Linked DNA regions of Homo sapiens: region 1 is linked to region 2. A link is a contact called in ENCODE Hi-C or POLR2A ChIA-PET data. All regions are on one chromosome and are shown on one strand. The core of a region is the stretch at or near the end of the contact, and the rest is flanking DNA. Distances in the headings are between cores, read along the strand shown. Region 1 holds the start of DLEU1-AS1 (DLEU1 antisense RNA 1). Region 2 has its middle 130 kb from the start of DLEU7-AS1.

Region 1 (3,868 bases), core at 1,240-3,739, 150 kb after region 2:
AATTCACCCTTTTCAGGCACACAGTTCTACAAATTTTTACAAGCATATACAGTCGAGTAATCACCACCTCAATCAAGACAGAATATTTCCGACACCCTGAGAAATTATCTGTGCCCCTTTGAAGTCAATCTCCTTCCTCTCACCCTCAGCCCCTGGCAATCTCTGATTTATTTCTGTCACTGGATATTCTGCATAGCTTCCAATCTATGTTTTTCAAGCTTCCAATCGGAGTCAAAGCTGGCCAGTAGCAACTAGCACAGAGTCCTCTGCTGCTCTTTTGAAACCACCTTTTCTTTGCTGACAACCAACAGATCAGTCTCCATAGTCAGCAAAGCTGAACTCCAGCTTTAGACACAGGCCAATTCCTCCCGTAAAACTTGGCCTGGCGTCAACTGGGCGGACATGCCCGGACAAGCCTGCTGGGGTAGCCGCGCCCGCAGGAGGGGAGGTCCTTACAACATGGAGCACCAGTTGCACACTGTCCCCTTTTGAGCTCTGTTCTCCTTTTTAGTTTGGAAGTCTGTGCGTATGTGTACATGTGTGTGGGTGCATGCATTGCAGAGCCCCAGTATACTTTGACATGTTTTCTGCATCTACAGTGTGAGTAATACAGTGGAGGGTAGATGAGCCAGCCCCTTCTGAGAAATACAGTAGTCCTCTTTGAACCTCTCCTCCTCCTGTCATCTGATTGCTGGATGGCGTTAGCCTGTGGTGTACTGGTGAGAGCCGGAAGGTCTGGGACTGGATCCCTCCTACTGAGTCAAAATACAACATAAAAACCTTGGGGGAGGATCTGAGGCTGAGAACCAGCTTCAGAAAATTATAAGTTGCCAAAGAAACACAATTTTAAGCATCATGTCTGAAGGAGTTAGGAAGGTTTTTCACTTTTGTCATTTCTGCTAAGGTCCTCTTTCTCCTCTGATACTTCTTTCCCCAGCTTTCTCCACATGATTTGGGCTGCTTTCCTAGTTCCCTTAAATACCGGTGTAAAGAAACCTGTCTGTGGTTTTATGTTACCCCATTGGAGTGTTGCATGTGAATATAGGGCATAAAAGGGGATAAATTGCCTAACTCAATCCACCCTCGAGGCCTGCCACATTAAAAAGATATACCACGGAACTTTCGTCTGCCCTGAAATGATTGGAAATACTGTGAGACTGCAGAGTTTAATGAAAACTCTGAGTCTCAACTTGAAGTAGATAGATAACTCTCTGATCTACTCTTGGGCCTATATATAACATTTTATATTTGTCAAGGCCGCTCAACATTCACGGTTAATAATTAGTCCTGGAAGAATATTTATAGCTTATGTTAATTCTTATCCCGGAGACATGCAAGGTTCAAAATAGGTGGGATAAAAGCACATTTGGGTAGGCTTAAATTCAAACCCACAGGCACTATGTACAGAAAAAGGCACTAGGTGTTTTTTAAATTGACTCAGAAAAAGTTAAAATGGAGAAACTTCTATCTGCTCACTTGGTCCTTCATGGGGAATTCTACCACTTCCCTTGGTCCAGCTCACTCAAGGCCAGTGCCATGACAACTCCTGGGTTGAGAATCACTGATTTAAATGGCATTTGACCACATCTGTCCCCACTTGTGGCTCTCTGCTCTGTAGATTTGCTGACTCACAGAGTCCACCGGCAGAGATGCTGACAGGCATGAACTGGTTGCATGACACTTGGAAGGCATAGCGGGACATCTGCCTCACCAGCTTCCTTCAGGTGTTCCACTGAGCCCCAGCATTCAAATTTCCATCTGTGGGAGAGGAAGGGAAGGGAAGGCTCTGGTCTGTGGTACCGTAGGATTCCAGTGATGCCTCTTAAGCATCCCCCACCATTCTCTGATCGTTTCCCACATGCAAAGTGCCAACCTGGTCGTGCAACAGTGTACACATGTGGTGAACACCAGGCGCCCTCCCATGAGACTTCTGCAGCATTCCAGCACTCCATCCTCCCCCAGCTTCCAGTTTAGGACAGGTCCAGGAGAGGAATGGTGAGGACAGAGTTAAACGCAACTTTTGCTTCATTGTGGGTTCCTTCTTCCTGTCCTCCCGGCCATCAGACCTCCTCCTATAAACAGATGTGTGCTCAGATTAACTACTTTTTGGAAAAAACAAGGAAATGATAATACTAGAAAAACTTTATTGAACTAATGTTTGTCTATGTACCAGGAACTGTGCTAAATACATCACATTTATCTCATTCAATTCTGACAAGAACCCTACACAGACAGGTGTTGCTGCTGTAGATGGGAAAACTGTGGCACAGAGGTGAAAAAGTCTTACCTATACAGATACATTGCATCAAAATTCAAGCCGAGGTTCTGACCCCAAAGCCTGTGCTCCAAACTAGAGTCCTCCTGTGCACATTTCACGTCTGGAATTATTATAAAGCATTTTGCAATGACTAAAATAGGCACATGAATGAAGACGTATCCAGGTCTGCCTGAGAGGAGACTCGAAGCCAAAGCCCAGCTCAGCAAGGCCAGAGAATTTCAGTGTATCCCCGCGGGGCGCTGGAACTTCGTCTGGGTGCATTTGTTTTTATAAGCCTGGGTACTGCAGAGTCATTTAAAAACATGTGCTTGCCAGGGCAGAACATCATCTGATGGCAGCAACCACCTGGTGCTGGCCACGACTGAGGAGGGAACACATCAGGTGAGTGTGGGCCAACCCTTCCTGCACAGAACAGGAGGGCGGGGAGGGGGGGGGATGCTTGATTTTTAGTGGGAAGGATGAGGAAAGCAGTTCTGAAATGTTTTTCACAGAAATAGAAACTAGTGAAATAGAAGCTGGCATTTGACTACTTTAGAAAAAAGAGAGGAGGGTAATAGGGAGGAAAGTGATTGGCTGCTGCTGTCAAACTCAGGAACTTTTAAAATTTTGTTTGTTCCCCCAAAGAAGTGCATGCCCAAACCACCAAGAGAGGGTAAGTGATGACAAGCAGATCTGCAAGGCGGGGCCCCAGTCACAGTAGCAAGCACCCTATCTCACAACAGCCCTGCAACCGGCAAAGTTGCAGCTTCTGCTACAGTGCGCATGTGTGCGGGTCCCCTTCTCCCCTCTTCCCTCTCCCCTCTCCCCTCTCAGCCCATCCTCCTCAGCCCAGATCCCTCCCTGTACCAAGACCATTCCAGCTGCACGCAATAATCAGGCAAGCAACTTCTAACCCAGCCTAGGGGACTCAGACGAGATAATGCTTAATTTTTCTGCAACGCCTTCTTAAGACTCCAGGGATCTGTACCCCAGGATGGAGAATGCTTTCCCAGAAGCACAGCCTGTTTCTCCAGCCTGAGAGTGTGTGCTGCAGAGCTGGGACCCCACCCTGTATCTAAAGTAATTGCTGTATCTAATGGTGTGGTGCTGCTGACTTCCTTACCAGCTGTAGCTTTCTGTTGCCCGACCCTGTTATTGCTGGCTCCTGCTTTATTTTAGGGATGTTAACCTGCTCGTATGTGTCTGCTAGTACCTTGCTGGTAAACTCCATCTTAAAAGCTCTTCAGAGAAGGGCTTTGTGAGTTTTCCTTTTACAGGCCTTTATTGCATTTTTTTTCTCCAGGTTCCTCTCTCTTCCTCCTCTCACTCCTTTCTGCCTGATTAGAGCAGAGGATGTTAGCTTTTCTTAGGGACACCTTACAGCCAGCCAGTCACATTATATGAGAATATGTTGTTCTAAGAGCCTGCCCCTAGGTCACAGATTCAGACCTGTGGAAATGGCCTAGGCTATTCTGAAATGCTCTGATGGGGTTCCAGCATTCAGCCTCCAGCTAAGCTCCATCCTTGTGAGCTATAAGTTGGAATGAGTAAGTAGGTCAAACATCTAATCCTCCCTGTGCCAGCATCCCACCTGAAGGGCATGGCAGAGAA
Region 2 (4,095 bases), core at 771-3,270:
GAATCACCATCTCAAATATGTAGTGGTCTCATCCCAGACCTGCAAAGGCACTGTGTGTGTGTGTGTGTGTGTGTGTGTGTGTGTGTGTGTGTGAGAGAGAGAGAGAGAGAGAGAGAGAGAGAGAGAGAGGGAGTTGTATTTGTTTGTTTTAGAGAGAGACTATTTATTCTTATAAAGCTCCCCACGATGCTGACGTATACACAAGTTTGAGAACCACTATCCTAGACACACACTTGTCTTCTCCTTTCAAGACTGAATATCAGAAAGTATTCAATAAAGATTTGCAAAATGAATGAGTAGATGAATGCCAGTTCTCAGGACATCTGAACCTTTCCTAATCACTAATGTTGACTATGCAGAACTACAAAAGTGTTGCTTAAGTCACCTTAAGTCTAAACCAGTAGTTTTTTACTTCAGTATGCCCAAGAATCACTTTCAGGGCTTTTAAAAAAATACATATCCCTGGGCCCATCTGCAGAGGGTCATATTGAGTAGGTTTAGAGTAGGGACCAGGAATCTGCATTTTTATTAGCACTCTAAATGTCTCCTGCAATGACATTTTTTGAAAAACACCACATTCAAATCATGGGTAGAAGATGCTGTAGCACAGTTTGAAACAAGTCCTACTATCCAATCCAAATAGATCACTGGCATTCATAGATGTGGTCACATTACTAGTTAACATTTCGTCTAAAATTTTATCGAGAGTAAAGAGCCTGGGATGCTGGCTCAATTGATGCTCTGACTGGTACTGTGGAGTTCCAGTGGCCATTTATGCCTCCATCCCTTACTATCTGGTGCCTGTCCCTGGGGCTGTCTTCAAGTCAGGTGACATCAAAAAGAATGGAGGTCAAATCAGGTAGTTCTAGCCAGAACATTTTAGTGAAAAGAAATAATTACAAAATCATTTTTCTTTTATAAGGTATACATGGATTCCTGCCCCATCCCCAAAGTAGAATAAAGATAGGAAAATACTGATGCAATGTGGTGTGAGATTATTATGGGTCAAAATGACTAATGCTGGATCAAAAATCAGAACAGGAAGGAGACAGGAATTTCAAAAATGAGCAACTCCAAAATAATAGGAATGAAAAAAATAAAAGTTAGTGTCACAGGTCAAATGTTTAGATCCCACATTGTCACTCCATTCTGGTTTTCTTTAACACCCCTGCTTGAACATTTTTACAAATTTCTCAGACAGGATCATAGTCTTGCTTTTTGTTTCTTGGTGTCTACTGGTGTGAAAGACAGCTTTTCCATGTTGTAAGAAAACAAGCTGCTCAATCTGATTTCAGGTCTTGTCTGACACCATATCGCAGACCACACACAAGGGGCTGGTGGTGTCAGCACTCTGCAGAAAACTTGTCATCATGTCCTCAAGTGTTGTGCACAGGGTTATTCCATAGGAGTCGGGAAAAGCCTGACAGCCATCTGAACCAAGGACTAAGGACCCCAAGGGCAGCATAGCCATGGCCAAATGTGAGCCCCAAGTGCCCCACATTGGCATGAGGACCCTCTTAAAAGGTGAGGGAACTTCTTCACAAGGATCAAAGCAGTAACACTTCTAGGAGACATTCACAGTTTTCCATGTTGGCTGAATCTCTCATTGTATCTTATGCACTAGCCAACTTGTGCCTCGAAGCTGAAGTGACGTCACGGAAAAGAACCCTCCCCAACCAAAATTGCTGAGATTGGCACCATGATTTGTAACCCAGAAGGAAAAAGCCACAGTCTCTTTCACTGTCTCTTTCGTTTGTTAGCCTGCCTGCCCACCATCCCTCCCACCCCCGGGCCTGGGGGTCACTCTGTAGTAGGCAGCCTGAAGGGGGGTGTCCTCTGTCACTCCCTCTACTTTCCTCTCTTAACAGTGAGCCCTTCCTCCCACACACACCACAAAGCCAAAAGAAAGGGATTAAAGCTGATGACACACAAGGCGGATGTGTGACCAGCTCAGGTTCTAGGGCCAGACAGCCCTGGATTCCAGTTCCACTGGGTCACTCACCACAGTGTGACCTCAAACTGGTTATTTCAACCCCCTGAACCTCAGTTTTTTCATCAACTTTGATGTTTAAATGAGGCAACACATTCAAGGCATTTAGCATGGATCTAGCAAGCTCTCCACCCCAACATCTCAGTCAAAGGGAGGCAACTAACAATCGCAGGGGTAGCAGTGACAATGGAGGCTGAGAAAAGCTTTCATCCTGTGGTCTCTCAGGCTTGCCACAAGAAAAAGAACACAGAAAATTCTTATTACCTGGAGATGTACATCCATCCACTACTTGGTAAGCAGGAGTCTAGCTATTTATAGACCTGACAGGCCTACAGAACAAATCCCTGATTGATTTGTAGCGCCTTGTTCTCATCCAAACTCTTCCACTGCAACGATGCTTCTCTGAAGAATAAACCGTCATTTGGTTTATGACATTGTCTATGTAGCCACTCATTAAAGGAAGCAAAGACCAGCCAACAATCCTGGATTCTCTTTCAAGGCCTCGTGAGTCTCCTCTGCCCTCTGGCTGGCTGAGGAGTCACCAATGACATCAGCCAGATGGCTGACACCACACATAACCCCCAGGCTGCTAAAGTTTAAAGGGTCCCTGCTTTCTCCTCCTTGGCTGTAGATGGAAAATTGGAGTCTCTGGGGGTGGGGAGTTTGAGGGAGAATCCAGCCAAGAAAGGGAGTCGGCAGAGAGAGGAGGGAGTAGTGCCAGCTATTCATGTTTCTGCGACTCGCCACGCACAGTATGGGCATTGTTTGAAATCACACAGACATTGTCCTATCCAGCCCTCAATCATATTAGCTGCCCAGCCATTTTTCCACATTAATCATTCAAACTGACATGAGTAAATAATACCACATGTGGTCGTGATGACAGTTGTCTCCATAATGTATTCATCTCAAGGTACTCATGGTTTTTACTAAAATAAAAGTGCAAGTGAATGACTTTAGAAAAATCTGCAGTCAGGATAGCAGCAGCTATCTTTATGAGGAGCGGTATAAACACTCAAATACATGCTGAAGAGGTTGAGGACAGTCAAGAGTGGTGAATTGCACTCTTAGCACTGGGAGGCCTTACGATTTTGGAGAGACATAGAAACAAATTAGTAACACTCAGTCCCCATTTCACATGCACAAGTACAGAACCACTCCCAACCCGCTCTGTCCCTTGCATTTTTTGCACAGGACTCAAGCAATCTTTGTTGAAACTGACATGATCCTTTGGACAAGCATATCCTGCCTTCCCATCTTCGCTTCTGCTTTCCTCAAATATTGAACACTTGGTTTATGCCTAGTTTTGTGCTGGATGCAGGAAATGCCGAGAAGAAAGACATAGCTCTGGCCCTGGCAGAGCTAGAGCATTGTAGGGGCTGGGACAGGAGGGAAGGAGGATGTACAAACAAACAATGACCATCCAGTGAAACATGTACATTAGTTTCAAATCCCAGGTGAACATTGTGTAGAAAGAATTGAAAAAATTTAGCCATCCTTATGGGGCATAGTGCCTGTTGATTCGAGCTTGATAAAATAAGGCCAAAATAATTCTTCCCAGTGGATCTTTAGGGATTTGGTTGAGGAAAAGCTTAGGAAAGTGTTCTCAAACATGACTATGAGAATCACTTGGGAGCACTTTTACAACTCTACCCCAGACCTGCTGAATCAACATTCCATCGGAGATATCAGAAATCTGTTTTGTAAGAGCTAGAGAACTTGTCCTGAAACCAGCCTGCTGAGCAAGTAACTATACTGGCTTTACTGAGACTATCAACTAATCTGTAAGAGTTGACTGAGATAGGAGTGAGCTGAAGCTCAGCCAAGTTCCCCTGAGTCACTGCCACTGTCACAGAAGAAAAAATTTTGAAGCATTCACACTGTGGTGAGAATTGTTAATGTTTGTTCCCTCAAAGGGCAATGTGTGAAAGAGGAAGAGATCTGCCATCTGCAGTGATAGACACTGAGCCCTGGGTCACATGCAGGTGGGCAAAGGGGATATCACACCTTTAAGGAATCTCAAGGCTGGAAGAGGACATCCAGCCTTTGCCTCCACCAAATGAGAGTCCACTCAGCAACATGCCTGCTAGATAAGGCTCTGCTCG

What was found. Hi-C counts contacts between places; a loop is a spot of excess contacts on that map. ChIA-PET counts read pairs that join two places held with the same protein, here RNA polymerase II (POLR2A). Pooled maps may share reads with other maps.
Region 1: a map of dorsolateral prefrontal cortex shows a loop between it and region 2 (3-fold over the local background). The contact joins the promoter of DLEU1-AS1 here to the enhancer-like site in region 2. A Hi-C loop is called at or near these places in 4 of 168 maps with a recorded cell type or tissue (dorsolateral prefrontal cortex, endothelial cell of umbilical vein and heart right ventricle) and 3 of 50 pooled maps. POLR2A ChIA-PET finds 5 or more read pairs at or near these places in 1 of 52 experiments (WTC11).

Annotation. Positions count from the first base shown.
Region 1 is chr13:50,526,070-50,529,937 of GRCh38, reverse strand. DLEU1-AS1 (DLEU1 antisense RNA 1) reads left to right here and starts at 2,489. Exons shown (of 3, transcript NR_125753.1): 1 at 2,489-2,659. DLEU1 (deleted in lymphocytic leukemia 1) reads right to left here. Exons shown (of 7, transcript NR_109974.1): 6 at 1,874-2,072; 7 at 1,295-1,758. RefSeq lists enhancers at 1-277, 278-966, 1-1,106.
Region 2 is chr13:50,676,501-50,680,595 of GRCh38, reverse strand. No RefSeq gene overlaps it. Among named protein-coding and RNA genes, the nearest start is that of DLEU7-AS1, 130 kb to the left of the region's middle. Within about 2 kb of position 2,020, at least 5 of the 41 ENCODE cell types and tissues checked have a DNase peak (open chromatin) inside an H3K27ac peak, as active enhancers do; they include dorsolateral prefrontal cortex and endothelial cell of umbilical vein, where a contact is called at or near this core.